Regions from separate parts of the Mus musculus genome. Here region 1 is linked to region 2. The links are chromatin loops, found by intact Hi-C in ENCODE. Cell type or tissue: left cerebral cortex. All regions are shown on one strand. Links, peaks and the distances in the headings refer to the core of each region. The heading gives the core; the rest is flanking DNA.

The links. A loop is a pair of places that touch in the nucleus more often than their neighbours do. Peaks named below come from ENCODE experiments on the same cell type or tissue, not always from the same donor. Only the 100,000 strongest peaks of a DNase experiment are listed, where the experiment ranks them.
Region 1: a loop joins it to region 2, with 2.1 times the contacts of the local background. A loop is called at or near these places in 5 of 42 quality-filtered maps.

Annotation. Positions count from the first base shown.
Region 1 is chr2:5,604,930-5,609,839 of GRCm38, forward strand. The region is part of intron 1 of Camk1d (calcium/calmodulin-dependent protein kinase ID); the gene reads right to left. Among named protein-coding and RNA genes, the nearest start is that of Camk1d, 110 kb to the right of the region's middle. In left cerebral cortex, for the core only: no CTCF peak of the experiment used is centred there; DNase peaks (open chromatin) are centred at 1,909, 2,276 and 3,212; H3K27ac peaks cover 882 bases.
Region 2 is chr2:5,449,258-5,454,167 of GRCm38, forward strand. All of the region lies in intron 2 of Camk1d (calcium/calmodulin-dependent protein kinase ID), which reads right to left. Among named protein-coding and RNA genes, the nearest start is that of Gm36853, 31 kb to the right of the region's middle. In left cerebral cortex, for the core only: a CTCF peak has its summit at 2,590 (motif pointing right); a DNase peak (open chromatin) is centred at 2,576.

The DNA.
Region 1 (4,910 bases), core at 338-4,337, 160 kb after region 2:
ACAGAGAGTTAGTGGTGGGCTGAAGTGAACTGCTAATGCTTGCTTTATAATTCACTTAAGAGGCAGGGACGCTCAGCAGTGAAGAGTGCCTGGTGCTCCTGCAGAGGCCCTGGGTCCGAGTCCCAGCTCGCAGATGACAGCTCACAACCTTCTGGAACTCTGTATCTAGGAGACCCAGTGCCACTTCTGACTTCCATGGACACCAGGCATGCCTGTGGCGCACATACAAACAGGCAGGCAAAATGTTTACACACATAATATAATAAGCTCTTTAAAATCAAAGAGACTAGAATCTAAGCTTATATAGACCCACAAACGCCTAGATTCATTTTTCTATTGAAATTATTTTGGACATAAATAAGGTTTTCCATAAGTCAGAGCCCTCCTACTGGACTCATCCCTACCCTGTCTTTAACATTTATTCTATTACTAGGTCTCAATTCATATCAATGAGATAGTTCTTAATTAGCCAAAGCAAGAAAAGTGAAAGCCACAGGAAAATTCAAGGGAAGGAAGGCTGGAAATAAACACAGGGGCACGTACGTGGCTTTATGGGCACAGGAAGAAGGGGAGAGAGAGGGCAGCCACACCCCTCCCTGTGGACCTATGATTTTCTTGCAGAGAATGTGTGCGTGTACACATACCATATTTATATTACAAATTAGAGTGTACTCAAGCCCCCCCCCACACACACACACACTAGCATGTACACACCAGCTGATAAGGAAGTGACTCAAAACTAAGCTGCATACAGGAATAAACTCAGAGAAGCTTGGCTCGGGATCCGACATTTTCCAGTACTAATCCCCAACAGGTAATCTGGCTCTATAATGAAATTTAAGCTTCTTCTAGTATTTATCTTCATCAGATGTACCATACTATAAATGGCTGAGATTCCGTCTTGTCAGGAACAGCACGATACCTTCTAGGCCTGTGACACATGACCTTGCCAGGGTCCCCATTGCTCCTCCTAGATTCTACAGCACTATCTCTCTCCCCCCTGACTAGGAGGCCCGAAATAAACCGGAGGCCTCAAGTCCCATGATCAGTATCATAGGCGATTCTTCCAGCTCCCCAACTGTCTTACTTCCTCATGCTGTGCAAACCTGCAATCCTCACATTGTAAATCAATGTGCATTTTCCATTTATCTTCCTAGAGCTTAGATTCTGAAGACACAACATGAATAGATTGTCACCTCACCATGCAGGAGCCCAGCTGACACCCAGCTGTTCCTACCCCATCCCCAACAGGCAACTTAAAACCTATTCTATCAGGAGTATGAAGGAAAAGGGAAAAGATTTAAAATACATGCACCTCCCACCCCCAACACACACATCACACACATCACACACACACGCACTCACCCATGCTGTACACACTCATACACACACAGACATTCCAGACATTGTCAATATATCACTGAGGATTTAGTTCACTCACAAGAGAGCATGAACGAGACCCTGGGCTTGATCTCTAACATGGAGAAATAACTAAATAAATAAATAAATAAATAAATAAATAAATAAATAAATAGGGATTCACAGGAAAGTTGACAGGACAGGTACACTTCTACGCCATAAGGTATAATTAATCTTTTTACTTTCGCTCAAGAACTCATCATCTGTTTATCTTTTATTGTTGTTTTTCTTTGATTTTGTTTTTGAGACAGATGCTCACTCTATAGGCCTCAATGGCTTGGAATTCACTGGGTGGCCTTATATTTCAGGCTGACCTCAAACTCACTCCAGGCCTCCTTGCCTCGGTCTCCCAGATGCTAGGATTACAGCATGAATCACTATACCCGGGTCCTCTGTTTATCTCCGCACAGCTGTCACTTGTCCCTGTCCTCTACTCTGCCAAAGAGACACAGTAAACTCTATTCACAAGATAAAATACAAAAGAAAGTCCCTTCTCAGCCGCCATACAACGGGAGGCCTGAAGTTACACAGGAACAGGGATGTATGGAGAAATGGCTCGCTCTGTAGGTAGGAATATGTGCTGTGCAAGCAGGAAGACCTGAGTTTACATTTGCAGCACCTATGTAAAAATCCAGGCCTGGCTGCAGGTACCCATAACCTGTGCACTGGAAGGTGGAGACGGGGAGACCCTGGAAGCTCTCTAGCCAGCCAGCCAGTGCAGTCAGAGCTGGGAGCTTCTGCTCAGTGAGAGGCCCTGCCTCAAAAGAATAAGGTGGCGACAAATAAGCAAGCACCGGATGTCCTCCTCCATCCTCCCATGTTCCCAGCTGCAGGTGGGTAGCCTGGCGGCACCAGCTGCATCTTCTCCAAGGTCACCAAGAGCATCTTCCTCTATAGTCTTCAGTTTAGCATCCTCGGCCCTCACTGCGATCATCTGGCCAGCTCTGCTGCCACCTCTTACTGGGGACACCGGCAAGACTCATTTTAGAGGCACAGACTAGAGGATAGGAGAGGGCTTTTTGTAGAAGTGGCACCACAAAAAGGAGATGACTGTGGGGCTCAGAAAATATATCATAATGCCATACAAATTTGTTAGTATGACTCTATATGAAAGGTCTAAGGAGAAGGCTCATTAAGCCTGCATTTAACACCCAGATTCCATAGTGCAGCAGGAGCAGCCACACAGTACTGGGAGGCAGAAACGGGAGGATTCTTAAGAGCTGCTGGCCAGCCATTCTAGCCAAATCAGTGACTTCTCAGTTCAACGAAAGACTCTCACCTCAAAACATAAGATAAAGATCTACTATCAACCTCTGTACAGGCACATGCATGAATATGAATATGTGAACATGCACATAAGGAAATGCTCAAAGGTTTCAGCCATTTATAAATGTGCACACTCACAGTGTCCCCCAAAGCTGACAACCCATGATGCCTGAGACTGAAGCCAGGGAAGCTAAGACTCCTCCCAGAGCACGACAAACCCCGAGAAGGGCTTCAGAAATCAGCTCCCACTCACGCTAAGCAATCTTACATGCTAAGAAAGTCGAAACTGAGGTCAACCGCAGCCACCGCTGGCTCCTTGTATCCAACTCAGGAAGCTGCATCCCTGCCAAGCCACCCCTGCATGCCAGGAGGCAGGAAGGGTACCCACAGATAGATGACTGCAGGAGGCAGGCAACACACCAATGTGGAAGACCTGCCCTCGGACCACATGGCCAGAGGATGGACAGTGCCCTTGGCTGCTCAATCTGTCCTTTTGTTATTCCCTTTTCCTGGTGAACAGAAGCTCACAGCGCAACTGCTGTGTACATCCAGGACTGGTGCGATCTCCCCGGGATGGTGGCATTCTAGGCTCTCTGCCACAAACCTCCCACAGTGGAGGGCAGTCCCAAAAGAGAGCATGGGCCGGAGTCTTTAGTCATCAAATCCATCAAATGCTATGCTTGCAGAGACATCCTTTGCCCAAGGGGGTCACACTGAAGGCGAGTGGTGAGGGGTTGGGGGTGGGTAGAAGTATTGAGCAGAAGCAGGCTAACAGTATTGCTATGGGACTTTAGCATTTAACAACTAGCAATGGAGGGATGGCCACTCTGTGTCAGGCTGCCTGTAACCTGCTTCATATTAACTCAGTCAAGCTCAGCCACACTGTGAGGCACAGGCTTAGCAGGCATCCTCTTTACAGCTGAATTCCATACACAATGCCATAGGGTCTGCATTAGTTACTCATCTCATTGTCATGACAACTTAACTGACAAGAAGTAACTTAAGGGAGGGACAGTTTGTTCTGGCTCGATCACTGAGAGTGCAGTCCACCCTGGAGGGAAGCCATATGGGCAGGGCTCGGCAGCTGGTCCCATTAGCTACCCAGTCAAGAAGCAGAAGACATAAATGCTGTGCTCGGTTTGCTTGGCCTTTCCATGTAGACTAGGCCTCTAGCCTGTCGGATGGTGCTGCCCACATCTCCAGTAGGCCTTTCCACCTAATCTAGAAACTTCCTCACAGTTACACCTAGACGGTTGTCTTTTTGGTGATTCTAGCTCACTGGCCCCTAACCTTCCTAATGCAGTGACCCTTTAATATAGTTCCTCAGGCTCTGGTGACCGACCCCCAAACCACAGTTATTTTCACCGCTACTTCATAACTGTAATTTTGCTACTATTATGGATTATAATATAAATACCTGTGTTTTCTGATGGCCTAAGACAACCCCCATAAAAGAATCAAGTCATTCATGCCTACCCAACCCCCACCCCCATCCCCACCCCCATCCCCCATCCCCCAGCTCTGCCCCCACACTCTGCAGAGAGGTCATGACCTACACAGGTTGAGAATCAATGTTTCAGGGCCTATGAAATTGACAATATTAGTGGCGCAGAACTGACTAGACTTGGCCTCCAGACCAACTCTGGTGTTTTCGCCTTGCAGGCTGCCTGGCAGCACCTTCTGGTGTTTGTTCCATTGTTGTTTGGTCTATTTCATGACCGTCGGCCATTACACAACAGAAATGGCTATGCTGAGCCATAGAACAGAATATCCCACTCCCAGACATATAGCAACGGAATAAGCAAACTAGAATGGTGCAGCAACTCGAAGGGGACGATTAACATGGGCCCCTAAGTGGAGGGGGAAAGGTCACTAACCCTTCACCCCACATTCCAGCCACCACTTCCTCCTGCCCGGATCTGCACCATGCAATGCAGGGTGCTAAAATATATGGAGGTAGAACATTAGCTGGTGGTGGAGTCTTGAGGATCCAACCTTTGTGTTGTCTTCATCTGTCCTAGGCTAGGCCTCTTCAGTGACACAGCGCTTCTGAGTCAACCAACCCTCCTTGAACACTCAGCTCACTGTTTTCCTGGATTTGGATGGCATCACTTCCTTTGTCTGTCTTTGCCATGAGAGGAACGGACTTTTCTACATGTCCCCAGGAAAAGAAGTAGAATGGAATCACACATTGATAGACATGTGAGATCTATGTTTCTGTATGT
Region 2 (4,910 bases), core at 272-4,271:
TTCAGTGGGGTTTCCTCTTCTCCACCTGACTTTATCTGGGACATCTGCTTCCTGAGGAATGTCACTTAGTCATTGGTGAGATTACAGGTTCAACTTCCTTTCTCCAGATCAGAACTTGGCCGACAAGCAAGCACCTATCATGCCTCTCCATGCACATGAGGCATCCCCGGTAGGTACCTTAAGCCTTAAACATTGTACAGTCAGCCTCTTCCCACTTTCCAAGGTTTATACAGCCCTTGTTCACCCCAAATAAAATATATGCACAAGCTGTTTTGGGGAATATCTGTGAAGAGAGCTGTTTTCCGGAATACCATCTAGAAGCGCTGTAACACCAAAATCCTCAGAGAAGCCTACTTAAAACTTTAAATGGGAAAGTAGTATTCCACCAGAGAACCCCATCCAGATAACTGCCATTGGTCAACTGGCTTTGATTGCCATTTAAGTGCACTCTCCAGAGTACTATCACTGAGCTTATATTTTACCATTAATCCATGAGACAATCAGGGGACGGCTGGAATGACATTTCTATATGCTATAAGCCACGCAAGACTATTTAAAAGAGAAGCAGGGTGTTTGGGAGGATTCGTTCTTAGTAAAGCCGAGTTAGCCCTAGAAACCACTACAGTCTTTGTTAAATGACTTAATTTTCTGCTCCAGATTGGTACCCTGCATTGGAGTCCAGCTTCTTGCTCTGTAGATTTCAGACGCCCCCATTTTATGTTTACAGACTCTGACAATGTCTCTGGTATTGTCTTCCTAAACATCTCAACAGTGGTGCTGTTGTAAGCAGTGCAGTTTTCCCAGTCCCCTGGGACATGACAAGCCTAAAGTCACCATCGAACACATTTCATCCCTTTCCTTTGAGCCTATCTACCGAGCTGTTTGATTACACCATTTGTTGAGCATCAAGTGAGTGTCAAGACTGTACTAAGTCGAGTTGGTTTTCGTTGGGGCTGAGAATTGAACCTGCCATCCACTTAACACCATTAGATCCTAGGGATTTCTAAATACTTTATTTAAATTAACAACAACGTTACAGAGTAGGCATTATTTTCCTCCTTTAAAGAGGAAGACAAACATCTGGTGGTATAGTATTCAATTTGATCACAAGTCATAATTAGCATTGTTGGGATTTGGTCTAAGTTTATTCTTCTAACAAAGCCTGTTTTAAATCCATTTACATAATTTTTGTACTAACTTAGTGTGATGATTAGTTTTCGTCAATTTGATAAGTTGGTATCATTTGGGAAGGTAGAACCTCAATTGAAGAAATAAAAGTCTCCATTAGGTTGCCAGGAGGCAAGTCTATGGAGCATTTTCTTGCTTGATGAACACATTGGGAAGGATGAGCCCATTGCAGGCACGTCTACTGCCATTGCCTCTGCTTGTATGCCTGCCTCCAGGATCCTGCCGTGAGGTCCTTCCCTGACTTCCTTTCATGATGGGCTAAGTCAGGCTCCTTAGCCAAATAAACCCTTCCCTCTCCAAAGTCATGGTGTTTCATCACAGCAACAGAAAGCAAAGTAGGACATGAGGTTGGGGCCCCTTTGAGGGTTGCACCCCAGATATTATGCAAATCAGATATTATGATTCATTACAGAAGCAAAATGACAGTTAGAAAGTCTCAGTGAAAGAATGTTACGGTTGGGGGTCACCACAGCATGAGGAAGGGTCACAGCATTAAGGAGGTTAAAGGGTCACAGCATTAAGGAGATTGAGAAACACTGATAAGAGACTATAAATCTGGAGTTATCTGTATAAGATGATGACACCTAAACTTAAGGTGTCCACTTCGTCATTAAGAATGCAATACCCACCCCAAGGACTGAGAACCAGCTGTGCTCACAGGAGAAATACGTTCAGTCTCCACAGTCAAGCTCCGGACATTAGGCCTCCCTTCTCTTCCTGAACTCAAGCGGCAACAAGTTGCTAGGGTGTTACACTGCTTCACTTTATTAAGAGCTGTTTTTAAAATGTTCTTCATCAAACCCACTAACGTGTAGTGCATCAATATAGACCCCTAATGCTGCACACAGGGTTATGTACTGGGACTGGAGAGATGTTTCAGTGGTTACACTGCTCTTCCTGGGGACCTACATTCAGTTGCCAGCACCCACATGATGGCTCACAATCATTTGCAACTTTGGTTTCAGGTGATCCGATGACCTCTTCTGGCCTCTCTGGGCACCAGGCAAGCAAGTGGTGTACAGACATTATGTGCAGGCAAAGCACCCATACACATAATATAGAGTAAAATAAATCTGAAAAACAGGAATTCATACTACCCAGGGAAGCTGCACAAACTGCCAGAAGACTAGGATGGATCTCCACCCTGAGAGGCCAGGCATGTGGCTCAAACTTTCTAACTTGGTTTGCTGGTTTGTAAACACTGAAATATATGCTCTTCTTATTTTACGGCCTACTAACCCATTTTCATGTGTTTGTATCAAACATATGTGAGCATACAGATGTATCATAGGGTATGAGGAGGTTTTGTCTGTAACAACTATGTGAACAAATGTGTTAGTAGACAGTAAAATAAGAGCAAATATTTCAAAATTCAAATCTTCACATCTCTTCCCTTTGCTACCAGCAGATGGAGCCATAATCAATAGGACACTAAGGAGGGAGGCCTATGGTACCTAACATACTCAAAGGTAGTCTAAGTTTACAAGTCAATTTTGTCATAGATGCTTTTTACTGTTTATATAGTAAATAAAATGGGTTTACATTCCCCAGTTGTGAAATAAGTTTTCCTTTGAGTCACTAAAAGTGAATAAAGGGGACTGGAGCGATGGTTCGGTGGTTATGAGCACTGACTGTTCTAAAGGACCTGGGTTCAACTCCCAGCACCCACATGGGAGCTCACAACTGTCTGCAACTCCAACTCCAGGGAGTCCAGCACCCTCACACAGACAAGAAAGACACCAATTCACATCAAATAAAAACAAATAAATCTTTTTTTTTAAGGCGATAAAAAAAAGCTGGAATTGTGGCTCAGTTAGTGGAAGGCTTGCCTAGCACAAACAAGGCTCCAGGTCCAAGCAGGCTCTAATGAAACCAGGCATGATGACAAGTGCCTGTAACCTCAGCACAAGACGTTTCAGGACATCCTTGACTACATAGTGTGTCCAAGGCCAGCCAGGGCTATGGGAGACGCAACCTCAAATAAAAAGAAATAAAGACTAAAACTTCTTGTTCACAATTTATCATAGTTTCATAAGAGCATCTTAAACATCTTCAGGACAACACAGGCACCCGGGATGAGGACAGTGGCAGCTCTCTTACGTGATGTGGCAGACTGGAGCCAGTGCTGGCAGGTCCTCTGGGAGGGGCCCTGAAGCACGCACTCAGTCTCTATGTATTTGACCATGCTGTAGCTACATCACTGCTCAAGGTCTCAGGTTTCTTATCTTGAAATTACCTAGCTCAACAGGACACTCTTCAAGCTTCTTCCTAGTCCTTCCCGTCAATGAATCCAAAATGATAATGAAGCCAACTGCATTGAGAAATAAACAGACGAGACTTACGAAGCTTGACTGCAGGAGTCCAAGTTCCCCAGAACAGTCTTTACTACCCCCATGGGGCCTTGTTACAAACTCACACTTCACGGGCTCCTCTGCATGGTTAAGTTCATCAATCAGATGTGGGATTTACTGGACTTTGAAGTCATTCATACAAGAATGACCTGCTCCTCTTTCTATAATCAACCTCACATTGCCTGAACTCAGAAAAAATACTCAATAGTTTGCTTATGTATTTTATAAAATACTTTCCAGAAGAGGGCCTGGTTGTCTTTCATCCAAAGGAGAAATAATTTAGACCCGAGCGCGCGAGTGTGTGTGTGTGTGTGTGTGTGTGTGTGTGTCTGTGTGTATCTGTGTCTATATGTGTGTGTGTGTGTGTGTGTGTGTCTGTATGTGTGTGTCTGTGTGTGTGTCCAATGCTCAGCTCACAGAACTCAATGAAAGAATAGACAATTTATTCTGACATCCATAAAGCCTTACAGATCCTCATGGGCTGATGGGCTTACAAAATGTTGGAATATTTGACTGCCAATTGCTTTCTGCTTTCTATTACTACCCTTGGAAAACCAGCCGTGGGTCACAAGACCAATCCTATGTTAGACTTATCTGAGAAATTTTAAGATCTACGGAAACCTGACAGGGAATGCAGCTTTGCATGTACAAAGCCCTGGGCTTCATCAGCCAAACGTCACCCACCCATTCGCCCTCGATACCTAGTCCTGTTCCTGGACCTTTAAATTTACTTGCCCTGGGATGTGCCCTGTGCATGGTGATCTGTTTATTAAAACTACTCACCAAGCAGTGGCAACACATGCCTTTAATCCCAGTACCCGAGAGAGGCAGAGGGGCAGAGGGGCAGAGAGGCAGAGAGGCAGAGAGGCAGAGAGGCAGAGAGGCAGAGAGGCAGAGAGGCAGAGAGGCAGAGAGGCAGAGAGGCAGAGAGGCAGAGAGGCAGAGAGGCAGAGAGGCAGAGAGGCAGAGAGGCAGAGAGGCAGAGAGGCAGAGAGGCAGAGAGGCAGAGAGGCAGAGAGGCAGAGAGGCAGAGAGGCAGAGGCAGAGGCAGGTTTTACTCTGTGAGTTCAAGTCCAGCTTGGTCTACAGAGTAAGTTCCAGGGAAGCCAGGGTTGCACAGAGAAAATCTGTCTTAAAAAAACAAAACAAACAAAAAACCAAAAAACCTTCTCAAATGATCTAAGTGGACACAAACTGCTCAGTTGTTAAACAGTTGAGAAAGAATTTAGATGCTTAGGTGACTGGTGAGCCCTCAGGTTTAGTGGCCACTATAAAGTTATCCTAGGGGGATACATTTTCTTGACAACAGACCGTGTACTAACAGTAAGATTCTGGCTGTCCTGAGGAGAGTTTAGGGCCACACAGCCAGCC